Regions from separate parts of the Homo sapiens genome. Here region 2 is linked to region 1. A link is an interaction called in ENCODE POLR2A ChIA-PET data of the cell type or tissue named here. Cell type or tissue: PC-9. All regions are shown on one strand. Each heading gives the region's core, and the rest is flanking DNA. Links, peaks and the distances in the headings are about the cores only.

Region 1 (7,629 bases), core at 1,685-6,684:
CTTCACTCCTACTGCATTTAAAATCCTTGAAGACAGGAACTGTGTATTAAGTAGGCCTTGGTCCTGCAAAGTGCCTATCACAGTGTTTTCCACACAGTAAGCGCTCAATACTTGTTTGGAGATTGAAGGAATGAATGAATCATGTATACTTGGCCCTCCCTATCCAGGGGTTCCGCTTTCATGGATTCAATCAACGACAGATCAAAATATTTTTTAAAGCAAATAAAAAAATACAACGATTAAAAATGACAGAAATAATATAGTATAACAATTATTTACATTGCATTTACATTGCATTAAGTATTGTAAGTAACCTAGAGATGATTTAAAGTACAAAGGAGGATGTACCTAGGTTATACGCAAATACTACTTTTATATAAAGAACCTGAGCATCTTCAGATTTTGGTATATGTGGGGTCCCAATCCTGCCCCCTTACTGAGGCACAGCTGTATATCATTTTGAAGATTACAGGGCCATCAAGTGCAGGGCCATTTGCTACTTTTTGTATACTCAGCACTTAATGTCGTGGGTGGTGTCCAATATTAATATTCACTGTAAATAAGCTTGTAGCATTTCATATGTGCATATTTTAAATGCCACTGAACCTACTAGGTATTTTTTACACAATTCTGGTTACATTTTTATGCACTTCCACTAAATCAATAAACTCTTTGGGGCAGGAATTGTGCCTTCTCTGTATTTGCGCCTTTATTCTCCCAGATATTTGTTTTACATATAAATTACTGAGGTAAAATAAAAATATTTGATGGTTCTTAGATTCGAAAGTTACTCAGATACTCTCACATTTATTAGATACATATCACTGTGCTAAGCAATATGGGAATATGGGTTCATATATGCATACATAGCAGAATTGTGTAAACATAGTTTGTTATGGATTTGGATATGCTCTGAAGGAAGGGATATATTTTGGGAAGTAATAACCACATCCAGCTATCCAGCAAGTCTTTGACATAACTCAGTAATACTTAAGTAGGACTCAATCTTGTCCTTTAGAATTGCCATTATACAAGTGTTTTCACTGTCTTTATTTGCATATTGTTTTTTATTGTATTTGAAGAGGATGGTAAGGGCAACTCTCTGGGTGGAGTGGTAGAGCCAGAAGGCTGAAAAGAAAACTGATAGTCATCAAATCATAGACAATTAGAGTCAGAGGGGCTAGAAGATTACAGTAGTGGATCCAACTCCCCTATTGCACAGATGAGAAAACAGGCTCAAGTGCACACGCTTGCCTTTGTACCCCATGGTGCTCAATCTTTGGGAGCCTGCAATCAAAAAGAAGACCTCACAGGTGAAAGGAAGCAGTTTTCTGGCTGTTTTTCTTTGAAGGGTCTCTTCTGTTTGCACTGTTCCAGAACACACCTGTTGGATTCCTGTCAGAGCTTAGCAAGTGCACGCTTATTTATACCACCAATGACATCATTCATTCATCTTGGAAGCCGTAGTGCTCTCCCCCACAGGTTCTCAGCAGTTACTAAGATGTCCCCTGATTTCATTGACCTCTGTGTGTCTTCAGTCCTTGACCTTTAAGGCTCCCTGGTGCCAGAATGTCTGCAGCTGTAGGATCAAAGACCCTTGGGGGAAAAATCCATTCTCAAAAGAGAGGAAGATGGGGTGAGTTACTAGGAAAACCACCTATATGCCCCAGAGCCTTTGTTCATCTGGAAAATGCCTGAACTGTATTCCGAGTATAAACATCAAGCCCTAAGACCGAAACACAGCACAAGTCAGAAACAGAGTTGATATTAAAGCTCAGGTCTCCTGCCTGCCAGTCCAGAGCCACATTCTGTCTGTCTTCTAAAAGAACTTGATGTGTCTCATACAAAGTAAGTCCTCAGTAAATATCTTTGAACTAGATGAATGAATGAGGTGGCATATAATGACAGATACAAATACAGCAAAATTTTCAAGATAAGAGCAAAAGACAAAGCAGTAATTTAAACATAAAAGACAAGGTTAGACCTTTTAGTGTACGTCCTAGATTTAAATCTAAATTCTGTTGCCAGCTTCCTGGCAGGCAAAGCAGAAAGGGCAATGCACTGGACTTGACCAAGATCTCATTGCATAAGAGACATAGCACTCCAGAGCATCACATGTTTTCCTCACTTTTATATCTCTGAGAGAAATGAGTCTTGTGGGAAATCTTACTATACCAAAGTGTTGTTTATATCTTGAGAACATGTGAAGATTCTTCCTTGGTGTACAGCCAAAGTGCTTCTTTGCAACAGTTTAGTCCCCTTCCCAAGTGTTGGTTGTTCAAAGAGAATAACTTCATTTTGGTTACCATTCCCCTGCTGCCTGCAACTGCTGTTTCTAAACCTCAGCCAAGACCCATTGTTTAAGTGGAACCTCAGAACATTCTTAAAATATTTCCTAAGCACTCTCTAGTTATAGATGTCCTTCCTCTGCTAGTCTTACAAAGCTAGATGCTAGGATATTTTTGCAATCTATTATACTTAGCACAGTTTATAATCCTTGGCTTTGTTATCTCAGGCACCCCCTTAAGAATCCCTTAACAAATAAAGTAACCTGAGTAGAATAAAATCCTTGTTGATTGATTGATCTGAGCTTTGCCGTGCACTCAGCCCAATCTCGCTTTGCAGCTCTCTGCTGTGGCTCCCTCCCGCCCAGGCCATCCATTCCATTTAGACATTCTCTCCTGTTTATGGCCAAGCTCCATATTTTTCCTCCTGTTTTTCACTATGTCTATGATATTGTCCATCTCCATATCTGAAATCATAATTCAACTTTGAGCATATTTTCCTGATGAAATTTGCCAAACAAAGCATGTGAAAGCTCGTACACATTAAATTCACTTGAAACACTCACACATATTTCTTTTAGTCCCAGAATTTTCTACATTCAATTAATTGACTCCTTTGTTTTATGGGTGAGAGAATGGAAACCCAAAAAAGTAAAATGATTTGCTTTTCAGTCCTTATCCTGGTAAGTATTTAACCTGTTCAAACGTCTTTGTTATGTTTACTTTAATATTATCTTTATTTTGTGGACTGGGAGATTTCATTTCCCAATTCATTGCATCTTGACCCCTGGCTGGCATCCTGCATATTCTTTTTTTTTTTTTCTTTTTTTTTTTTTTGAGACAGAGTTTTGCTTTTGTTGCCCAGGCTGGAGTGCAGTGGTGCAATCTCGGCTCACTACAACCTCTGCCTCCCAGTTTCAAGTGATTCTCCTGCCTCAGCCTCCCGAGTAGCTGGGAATACAGGCGCCTGCCACTGTGCTTGGCTAATTTTTATATTTTTAGTAGAGATAGGTCTTCACCATGTTGGCCAGGCTGGTCTAGAACTCATGACTTCAGGTAATCCACCCACTTCGGCCTCTCAAAGTGCTGGGATTACAGGCATGAGCCACTGCACCTGGCATGCATATTCTTAATTTTTAATAAATTAATGAACTAAGTGAAATTAGAATTATTTTATATTCTATTGCAACCTAAGAAAAAAATGAATGAATTAATAAATTAGGGTCACTTTAAAGTAAAAATAAAATATATAAAATATTTTGGTCACTTGAGTATTTCAAGGCAGAATTGATAACATAAATTTTTTCGTTTTTCTAAATCAGTTTTATCATTGTAACATATCAATTATGAATACCTTTCTTCACCTACCAATTCTGACAACCTTTTCTATTGAAAATATCTATTTTTTTAATGCTATGATTTAAAAAAATCATCATAAAGACTCTATCCTCATAGGTAAATTATATCTTCTAGGATGTCGAATGAGCAATGCAAGTCTTATTTTTAAGAAATAGATTTATAGAATAGAAAAACAATGCAGTCTTTGCAGGAGCTTCTACAAACAGGAGATGTGAGAAGTGTTCAAAACAAAGACCGGGTCATCTTTAAAAATATAGGAAGTTTTGATCTTTCTCCTTGCCTAGAGCAAGGTGAAAGGGTAGATTCTTAAACTAAGTCTGATCTGTATATTTAAGTTAAACAACACTTTCAACATGTATGGGCAAGCAGAAGCATTATTCAAATGGTAAAAAATACAGGCTCCAGATTTTGTAACTATACGAATATATCATGCAAAATAAATACCTTTTTCTCCCTCCTAGGTTTAACTATAGGAAAAAGAATCCTTAAAAAGGAATGATTCAATGGTGTAAGAATGCAAATTTGGCAAAGTAATAAAACGCTAGTAATTCTGGACATTTTACATTCTTGCCTATAACTGAAAGTTCTGTACTTCTTTCTAGGGTTGGTATGCTTCCCAGCCTTATAACCACTGATACTTTTGACAGATCTTGGAAAGAGTGACTCATTTATGAAGACGCACAACATTTAAGAAAACAACCACAGGATAATGAGGGAAAGGTGTGACGACTAGGCTTGTGTTTTGACTAATCTTGGGGAAATATATAAGCCTTTCAGATATTCGCTAATTTCTCCAGGAAAGAGCATATTTGTCACTGCAAGTCCCATCCAATTACTGTGAAATGATTTATAGAAGCACTCTTGATTCGTGAGGGCTGACACCTAGCCACTCAACTGCCATAGAGAGCTTAAATCTGTTTGGCAAACCTAGGACAATATCTAGAAACATTGCTTAGATATATAAATCTATCAAGGATACTAGGAATTTACATTTCTGAAGTCATAACTTTGATTTTTTTTTTTTTGCAATAGAAACTTCTCACCCCTGCTTGCTCTCGTTCACTGAAGTAAAAGTGTCTTAGTAGTTTGTTTTGAAATGGAAAAAAAGTATTAAGGAGTTGTTCTCTTCTATCATGTTTGCAGTTATTGCTTGATGGATTCTGCTAACTCCCAGGAGAATCCAAGTGGGAGGACAAGTAGAAGAAAAAAGAGTCCAAAGGCTGGAGCCCTCAGTTTGTTGTTTATGGAACATTCCTGCAGTCCCCAGAAGGGGCATGGTAAGTGGACTAGACACCCAGTTTCGGGCATTACTCATCGGGCACCCAGACACTGGAACAGAGGTATGTAGCAGAAGCCCAGTTATCTAAACCCAGTCATAAAGGCAGAGATGGAGAAGCAAGAGTGGTTTGATGTGGAGTCTCAGTGTGTTGACTTAAGCCCTTAAACTCTTCTGGCTTCGATTCAGGTCTCTAAACTGGTTTTTAAGAGCTGGAGCAGGTCCGTCTGCATGTGGAGTCCAGGTCAAGGTCTACCATATGGGAGGCCAGTAGTGTCACTACAATTGTACAATTTGCACAAAAGCACCTGGCCAGGCTGAAACCTAGCCCAGGGCTCCTGTTCTCCAAACCACGTGTTTCACACAGCCTGTGTTGTCTCATCAACACCACCTTTTTGTAAATCTGAAAAGATTCCCTATGTGCCTGGGGTGACCTGCCAGGAGGCTCATTTGTCCCAGGACTCACAATTAGGCAGCTCCCTAAATTTATACTTCTGGAGATACCCCCAAGATATGTTATTCCTACAGTCAGAGAGATACTTAAGATTGAAAGCACGAAACTGGTTCATCGTTCACTTAAACCTATGCCCTATTGTAAGACAACCTATCACTTGTGGTGTAACATTTGTGTGAATCAGAAAAAGGCAGATACAGCCCTGCACCAGGTTTGGCAATTGTGAACCAGATTTTAATCCCCGCTCTTCCCCTTGGTCGACCTGCACAGTCATACCAGGTAGCTCTGCCTAGATGTCACTTTAAAAAATAAATCTGGAAACTATTTTGTAAATTGCAAGCTTATATTACACATATTTTTTGTTGTAGAGTGTTAATTGCTTTAATAATGAAAAATCACACAGTTTTTATAACTAAGTTTTAGCATATCTTCATTTAAAAATATACCAGGACTATTAAAAAAAATGGAAGTGGGCTTGGTCTCTCGCTCTCTCTTTCTCTCTCGCTTCACCTTTGAGAAGGCCCAGCCAAGGAAGAGCAGGGAAGGAGGCTGGAGCTGGAGGCTTGCAGGCTTGACACCTTCCACTCCAAATATTGGAGATAACTGAGGCTGCCTGTCATCTCTAATAATTTTTCCTCCAGGAAATGTCATTGCTTCATTGCATTGCAAGAAAATGATGTCATAGTATAGGGCCCTGATCCGTTTCCTGACTTTTAACCTGAGTCTCATAACCTTTTTCAACTGTACTGAACCCAGAGAAAATGAAACACATCGAAATGCGAAGACCAGCACATCTCATAAAGGCCTTTGAGGCCCCAGGGTGGGGTTAACTTATGCGTATATATTAATGATCAAAATACAGTCTTGTTTGGGTGTCACATCCTGGTTATGGCATGGACCCAGTACCTAGGAAATGGAAAGGAAATAGGCTTCAGGATGTGTCTGTAATTTCTTGGCAGAAACCCTTCCTCTTCCTATATTGGGTTTAATTAGTAGTGACAATGTTAAATTTAATTAGGATGTCTTGCTTGTGTTTTCTTCTGTTGGTGGTTTTTGTTGTTAAACTCCCTGTGAAAATCAAGAATGGTCCCTGAACTGATATTTGAAATCTTACATGCTGCATTTGTGTCTCCACATCTTAGGACTGGTTACAAGCCCAGCCCAAATGACATTATGGAGCTATTTCCTGGAATGTCAAGGGCTGAAATTGCCCTGTCAAGAATGAGTCTGTTCTTTCAGGGATTTCAGAAAGCAAGGGCTCAAATTGCATTCTTGCTCTGTTATTATAAGTTTTTCCTGGCAGGAAACCACTGGGTCTCAGAAAATTTGCATATATCCAATGAGAGTGATCTACTGTTCTATGGAGGTTTTCAAGATTGCATGACAACACCGTGGAAGAATCTCATATGGGAAAAGGGGATTTTTTTCCCCCTTTCCCTAAGCCCCATTTTAAATAGTTTCCTTCCCGCAAGCTGATGTGTCCACATTCAAAGAGTTATAAGTAACCCAGCCCATTTTCCTGCCTTGGCCTCTGCCACTGGTTCTATAATATCAACAGCCACACAAAACTGGAAGCAGGTTGTTTAAAGTAAAGATGCTTATTCCTTCCAGTCTGTGAAACAGACTTTTGTGGCATATGAAGGCAAGAAATAACCTTTTAGTTCTCCCAGGCAAGGGCACAGCAAAATGACTCTTCATTTCTTGTTAACTGTAAGGGCAAGAAATACCCCCACATATTTCATGATATCTGAATATAATTTTTAATGTTATACCTGGGATTTCGGTTAACCTAAAAGACATGGTACTGGACTACTTCACTTGGTACCATAAAAGTTTTGTATCTGTTTGTACTCCTCAGAATTGTGTACAAAAATATTAAAGTAATTCAGATAATATACTGACACATTTGAAGTCCCTACTTGTGTAATCACCAGACCCAGGACTAGATATTTTATTGCTCCATTAAAGTGACAAATAAACATGTGTTGACTGAAGAGCCAGGGGCTGGGAGGCACTTACAGGACTTCCAGACACCAATCACAGGACTTCCTTTTATGTCACAGGAATCCAGTGAAGAATGACTCAAGTAACTGCATCATGCTCACATTATTTGAGCATTCGTACCCATTATTGGGTGTTCTGGTTATTTATTTGCTTATATTTGCTTTCTTATTTATATCCCACTCTGTTCTGAAGAAATTTAAGGTGACCACTGGGCATTTTATCAAGAATTGGAGCTCAGGCTGCTAAGGCAT
Region 2 (7,629 bases), core at 1,452-6,451, 780 kb before region 1:
TAAGGCTACAGTAACCAAAACAGCATGGTACTGGTACCAAAAGGGAGATATAGACCAATGGAACAGAACAGAGCCTTCAGAAATAATACCACACATCTACAACTATCTGATCTTTGACAAACCTGACAAAAACAAGAAATGGGGAAAGGATTCCCTATTTAATAAATGGTGCTGGGAAAACTGGCTAGCCATATGTAGAAAGCTGAAACTGGATCCCTTCCTTACATGTTATACAAAAATTAATTCAAGATGTATTAAAGACATAAATGTGAGACCTAAAACCATAAAAACCCTAGAAGAAAACCTAGGCAATACCATTCAGGGACATAGGCATGGGCAAGGGCTTCATGACTAAAACACCAAAAGCAATAGCAGCAAAAGCCAAAATAGACAAATGGGATCTAATTAAACTAAAGAGCTTCTGCACAGCAAAAGAAACTACCATCAAAGTGAACAGGCAGCCTACAGAATGGGAGAAAATTTTTACAATCTTCCCATCTGACAAAGGGCTAATATCCAGAATCTACAAAGAACTTAAACAAATTTACAAGAAAAAATCAATCCCATCAAAAAGTGGGTGAAGGATATCAACAGACACTTCTCACAGTAAGACATTTATGCAGCCAACAGACACAGGAAAAAATGCTCATCATCACTGGCCATCAGAGAAATGCAAATCAAAACCACAATGAGATACCATCTCACACCAGTTAGAATGGCAATCATCACAAAGTCAGGAAACAACAGGTGCTGGAGAGGATGTGGAGAAATAAGAATGCTTTTACACTGTGGGTGGAAGTGTAAACTAGTTCAACCATTGTGGAAGACAGTGTGGCAATTCCTCAAGGATCTAGAACTAGAAATACCATTTGACCCAGCAATCCCATTACTGCGTATATACCCAAAGGATTATAAATCATGCTACTATAAAGACACATGCACATGTATGTTTATTGTGGCACTATTCACAATAGCAAAGACTTGGAACCAACCCAAATGTCCATCAATGATAGACTGGATTAAGAAAATGTGGCGCATATACACCATGGAATACTATGCAGCCATAAAAAATGATGAGTTCATGTCCTTTGTAGGGACATGGATGAAGCTGGAAACCATCATTCTGAGCAAACTGTTGCAAGGACAGAAAACCAAACACTGCATGTTCTCACTCATAGATGGGAATTGAACAATGAGCACACTTGGACACAGGGTGGGGAGCATCACACACTGGGGCCTGTCGTGGGGAGGGGGGAGGGATAGCATTAGGAGAAACACCTAATGTAAATGTCGAGTTAATGGGTGCAGCACACCAACATGGCACATGTATACATATGTAACAAACTTGCACGTTGTGCACATGTACCCTAGAACTTAAAGTATAAAAAAAAAAAAAGAAATGCTTCAGGGGTTGCTTTTATTAAAAGAAAAAGCCTTACCAAGAACTCCTCTCTATCTGCCTAAAAATTATTTTTTAATAACTCCTGTATTATTACCAGGGAAGGCTCAAGAGAGTGATGTGCTGTTGAGGAAGAGCTGAAGGAAAGGGGAAAGATGGGGGTGGCTGTTTGATCCAGAGTGGTCAAGCATAGAGCTATGCTGCCATAGTCACTGAGCCCAGGAGAGTTACAAATCCTTTCTGGGCCTTAGTTTCCCTTTGGGTAAATATGTGAAGCTATATGTTAATTTAAGATGTAAAATCTTCTAGTTTTATGATGTAGGTTTGAGAATAAATGTACTTATGTGCCAGGTCTGGCCCACAGACCCTGGCTGAGCAACGGATGAAAAAATGTGTGCAGACACAGGTTTTTTGCCTGGCTGCACAGCTAGGGGACCGGGCCACTCACAGACACCAAGGAGGGTGCTATAAAGAGTCAGCAGCCACAGCCCTGACAAGCTGGTGCTACAGGCATTTATTTAGTACAGATTTAATGACTTTGAGTCAACACATCTTGTGAGTAATTAACATGGTTGTCCCCCTGGAGAGAGCAGTCCTGTGCACAGATGATTAAAGGCCAGGTTCTGAGGCCCAAGTAAACTAACTTAACCAGATCAATTCCTTTATACTTGCTTGTTAATCTGCCTTTTGCTCTCAGCCTCCCGATAAAAGAATTTGGCTGCCTTCAGCCAAATTATCTTTCAAAGCTTTTGCAAAACCTCCCAGCCTTCCAAGAAGGTTTTTGTCTTTCTCTATAACTTCTATAATTTTTCCCACCACCCTGACCAAACTCCTACACTCATGAATGGCAATAGAGGGTGATGGTTGAGGGTTTTGGAGCCAGAATGCTTGGGTTCAAATCCAGTTCACCATTTACTGCCTGAGTGACCTTGGGTGATTCACTGACCCCCCGTGGTCTGAGATTCCTTGACAATGAGAACAGTGACTAGCAGAGAGCAAACGTCAGCACACGTGAGCTACTGCCCTTGACATATCCTGTAGACTATAGGAGGATTTTGGAGCTAAGCCAGTATTTTGGCAATATGGAAACTACTTGTTTTCTGTGTTGATAGTAAAAAAAAAAAAAAAAAAAAAAAAAAAAAGTTTTGGAATTGGAAAGAGACAACCTTATCCTTTTTGCCCTTCCTGAGACTGAACTGCAGCCCTAGAGGTTTTCTGGGAGGAAAAAAACCAAATGTTTTAGGGTGACAGGGTTAGAGTGTTAAATCCGTCTGTGAGCTCTTTTATTTCTCTGAGCTAGATTTTGTTATGTAGTGGCAGTAAGGTTCTCCTTAGGTTTGCTTTGTAGCTTGTCATGAAATTCCTGGATATTTGAGGAAACAATTGGAAATTTTATAATTGTGCAATCTAATGAGAGAACCCTACTATTGCCTACTTATTTTGTGCTTTACAGGTTGGCTTAATAATTCCGTCCAATACTTTGCTATGTGTAGAGGGTGCCACTGTGCTCCACATAGAACCCTTTAGGTCCATGCATGCCCTCATGTGGGACAAAAGGTTTCCTCTACAAAAATAATTCTGAGTAAAAGAAATAAGGGAAGAAGGACAGGTACAGGAAAAATCCCTAGCCAGATGGCGATCCACCAAAGGTCTGGAACCTGAGCAGGTGCCCATTTTTATGGTTATTTCTTATGCGCTAAACAAGGGTAGATTATTCATGCCTCCCCTTTTAGATTATACAGGGTAACTTCCTGATGTTGCGGTGGCATTTGTAAACTGTCATGGTGCTGGTGGGAGTGTAGCAGTGAGGACCACCAGAGGTCACTCTCATTGCCATCTTGGTTTTGATGGGTTTTATCCGGCTACTTTACTGCAACCTGTTTTATCAGCAAGGTCTCTATGACCTGTGTTTTGTGCTGACCTCCTGTCTCATCCTGTGACTTAGAATGCCTTAACCATCTGAGAATGCAGCCCAGTAGGTCTCAGCCTCATTTTACCCAGCCCCTATTCAAGACAGAGATGCTCTGGGTCACATACCTCTGACAAACTGACTTGCAAAATTCCTGTAGATTTATCATTTGGTTTGTGAGACCCAGCAAGAGCTGGTTTCAGCATACCAGTGAAGGGCATTGCCAAAGAGAATGGCAGGTTAAAAAAATGAAAAATGTTAGGCAAGTTATGCTTGACTGCAAGGGGTAGGGTGGTGAGAAATGAGGTTCCAATGTAGAGTGGGACCAGACTGGAATGCCAACTTTAGATTTTTCTTTTTTTCCTGTAAGAAACAGGAAGTCAGCAGAAGTTTTTAAGCAGGCAGGTAATGTGATCAGCCTTTCAGGGTAGAAACTCTGACAGCAGTATGCAGCAAGTTATAGAGAAAGACTGTTATCTAGAATTCAAGTTAGCAGGCAAGTGCAGAAAATAATGAGCATCTTAGCCAAGGCAGCAACGAGAGCGGGGGTGGAGCTGGGGTAGAACTTGGTCAGAAAACGTTGGCAGGTGGAGTTAATAGGGTTTGATGAGGTGATTGGAAATCATGTGAGAGAAGAAGCTGAGGACAATAGTAAGGTTTCTAGCTTAGAAGTTAGACTTATGGTTAGATAATTGAGAATTTGTGTCGTTAATTGCTCTAGGGGTGGAGAAGGGAGAGTAGGCCATATTAATTTTGAGGAGCTTGTAGGCTAGATCCTGGAGATGTTTGGAAATATGTATGGAAGCTTGAGAAAGATAGATCAAGGACTAGAAATCAGTATATGAATACAGGTCATAGGCTTTGAATTTAGTAGGCTGCTGGTAAATACTTCCTATTTGCCATGATAGTACATTGGCTTGCTCAAGGAAAGAAGGAATTGTGAAGTCGAATGAAATAAAAAATGGAACTTTTGAGAACATCATCATTTAAAGGGCCAGTGGTCAGGAGTGTAAGAACCAATCAATAAAAGACAAAAAGAAAATAAAAATGGGGGGAGTGGGGGATGAACTGTTAGTGTGGCAAGAAAAACAAGAAACTGGAGAAGAGGGAAGAAAGTTTCAAGAAAGCACAAGTTGTCAAATGTCTGCAGTGAGGCCAAGTGGGTCATTGGCATCGGCATTGGCATTGGGGTCAGGGGTTCATTGGTGAGCCTAATGGATAGTTTCATCAGACATATGGGGCTGAAGCCAGATTGCAATGGGTTACCTTCAAAGAGGGCAGTCTTTGAAAAGTCACTGTCTTTTTTTTTGGCCGGAGTCTCACTCTGTTGCCAGGCTGGAGTGCAGTGGTGCAATATTGGCTCACTGCAAGTCTCTGCCTCCCGGTGTCAAGCAATTCTCCTGCGTCAGCCTCCCGAGTAGCTGGGATTACAGGCGCGCATCACCACGCCAGGCTAATTTTTGTATTTTTTAGTACAGACAGGGTTTCACCATGTTGGCCAGGATGATCTTGATCTCCTGACCTCATGATGCACCTGCCTCGGCCTCCCAAAGTGCTGGGATTACAGGCCTGAGCCACTGCGCCCAGCCAAAAAGTCACTATCTTCTTTAGGACAAAGACAGAACTGACATCCACAGAAATCAAATTCTATTTAGAGATATATCTTCTCACTTTGCCTCCTTGCCGTCTATAAATTACCTGTTATGAATTCTCCCTTCCATCTGCTTTCCAGATCCTATGTCCTCCTTCCTCTAGGATCTCAATTCACTCAATTCCTTTTACTTCTGTAACTTTGTCTCTCTCTTGACAAGCTCTTTCCCAAGAAGCACGTTCAAGTCTCTCCCAACTGTTCTAGTGCCTTCCTTATGTCTACAAACAGTGAACGTAATCTGCCTGCATTTACTCTCTCTCTTTCTTCAACTCCTGCTCACTTTGCAACCCATTACAATATGATTTTCAGCCCCATATCTTGGATGAAACTGTCCTTAATAGGTTCACCAGTGAACCCATAGCCAACACCAATGATCTACTTGGCCTCTCTGCAGACATTTGACAACCTGCCTTCTTGAAATCTCTTCCCCCTTAATATCTCCAGTTTCTTGTTTCTGTTGCCACACTAACGATTTGTCCCTTTTCTCTCTTTTTCTCACTCCCTCTCTTGTTCTTTTTTGTCTTTTATTGATTGGTTTTTCCTGTCCTGCTCACCAGCTCTTTAAGTGAGGGTGTTTCTGAAGCTTCCATTTTTTAATTTTATTCAACTTTACCTGAGCAAATTAACTTTCCCTCTCTGGTGGAATTTACCATGTGGCCTAAATCCTCCCAGAAATGGTGCTCAGCGCTGTGCTTTGATCAGAGTTGGGTTGGAGTAGAGATCCAGGCCTCAGCAAGTGAAGATATGTTTTTGACCTTGTATTCTAGTTGAGAATAGGAAAGCGGACTTTGATACCTTGTGGGTTCTCTTTCTGTTCTTACTAGGTCAGGGCGGTGGGCAGAGGACTAAAGCGTGAACACCGCCCTGTGACCAGAAACATCTGTTTGCCTTTCCCCAACTCTCTCTCCTTCTCCAGCCTTCTGATCATGTATCAAAGGGGAAGCAGGAGGCTAGGGAAGAACCAGTAGCATACTGATACTCCATACACATAAATAACTTAGCATCTGGTCAAGTTTCAACATGAACCAACTACCTGGGTACAGAGCCAGTGCGCCACCAGATTTTACTGTCCGGTTCCACTGAGGCGTAATGAGTACCCTTATTCCCCTTCCATCTCCTTAGGTGGAATTCTTCCCCTAGATCCTGGAATGGTTATGGAGGCAAGTTTTAAGACCTCTAGAACTGTTCTAGATTACTTCAGCTAGCCAAGACAGGGTAATTTGCAGCTCACAGGGCCCTTAACACAATTCTGTGTGTTCCTGGATTTCCCAGCTACTTCTAAAGAGGTTTCAGGAAACTTTGTTACTTTCAGGTTACTTGAGTGAATCTGAATCTTTACTTCATTAAAACTCAATTCACCTCAGCTGGTACTGCGTCCAGGCAGTCTCTTTGGACAGCCTCTGTCTTTTCTCTCCTAGGCTTGGTTCCATACCTCTACTTTAAGGTCCATCTCTTAATTGAACATTAAACATTAATATTTTAATTAAATTCTCATATTTTCATGCAGATAAATAAATGTTCCATGAGATTATAGATTTTTTCTTATAATAGACACAATTAGAGCAAAATATAAAGAGAATTAAAAAGCTGATGGACTGAATGAAGTGACCGTAGTGGAAAAATTGGAGAGTCACTGACATAGAATACAAACCTTTGAATGTGAAGAACGAATCAGGTAGTGAGTTAGAATCGATGCTTTAAGTGTTAATGTTGCTGGTTCATGTTGAAACTTGACCAGATGCGAAGTCATTGATGTGTATGGGTTATCAGTGTGCTGCTGGTTCTTCCCCAGCTGCCTCCTTCCCCTTCAATATGACCATACAAATAAGCTTTTTAAAGATCACTGTTGTACATCTTTTTTAACCTGCAACAATTTCAGGACTTGATAATCCATGTGGAACTAATAACAAATGTGCATAATAGGAAAAACGATAGTCTCAGCTTCCCTAGAAACATTGGAATATCTGTCGCTGGGCTCACTTTTTTACGCAATGATCTTCTGGAGCAGAGGTGTAATATCAGTGATAACTGACTCATAAAGGGCTTCTTATGTGACAGGCACTGTTCTAGGTGCCTTAGTTTTCAGTCTTCACAACAATCTTTTGAGGTCATGTGTATAATTACTTCCATTTTGTGGATGGGAGATTGAGGTACAGAGAGGTTTGGTCATTTGCCCAGGGGCCCAGTGCTGGTAAGTGAGGGAGCTGGGATTTTAGCCCAGGTGCTCTGGCTCTGGATTATATGCTGCAGACTTCTGTGCTGCGCATGCCTCCTTTAGATTGAGCCTGTTATTGCCATGCTCCTCTTGCCTCCATTTTGCTTGTATACCTTACCTACCCATAGGTGTTTTGAGTTAAAACACTTTCCAGGCCGGGCACGGTGGCTCACGCCTGTAATCCCAGCACTTTGGGAGGCCAAGGCGGGAGGATCATGAGGTCAGGAGATCGAGACCATCCTAGCCAGCACAGTGAAACCTTGTCTTTACTAAAAATACAAAAATTAGCTGGGCGTGGTGGCATGTGCCTGTAATCCCAGCTACTCAGGAGACTGAGGCAGGAAAATCGCTTGAACCAGGGAGTCGGAGGTTGCAGTGAGCCAAGATCGCGCCATTGCACTCCAGCCTGGCAACAAAGGGAGACTCTGTCTCAAAAAAAAAAAAAAACAAAAAAA

Evidence for each region. ChIA-PET counts read pairs that join two places held together with the same protein. Peaks named below come from ENCODE experiments on the same cell type or tissue, not always from the same donor. Only the 100,000 strongest peaks of a DNase experiment are listed, where the experiment ranks them.
Region 2: POLR2A ChIA-PET joins it to region 1 with 5 read pairs; 1 of 35 experiments calls an interaction of 5 or more read pairs at or near these places.

Annotation. Positions count from the first base shown.
Region 1 is chr3:171,873,555-171,881,183 of GRCh38, reverse strand. It overlaps TMEM212-AS1 (TMEM212 antisense RNA 1), which reads left to right. Exons shown (of 3, transcript NR_046852.1): 3 at 4,788-4,832. Among named protein-coding and RNA genes, the nearest start is that of TMEM212-AS1, 23 kb to the left of the region's middle. In PC-9, for the core only: no CTCF peak of the experiment used is centred there; DNase peaks (open chromatin) are centred at 4,293 and 6,623; H3K27ac peaks cover 516 bases.
Region 2 is chr3:172,653,753-172,661,381 of GRCh38, reverse strand. All of the region lies in intron 1 of NCEH1 (neutral cholesterol ester hydrolase 1), which reads left to right. Among named protein-coding and RNA genes, the nearest start is that of NCEH1, 54 kb to the left of the region's middle. In PC-9, for the core only: no CTCF peak of the experiment used is centred there; DNase peaks (open chromatin) are centred at 1,961, 2,381 and 3,541; H3K27ac peaks cover 2,253 bases.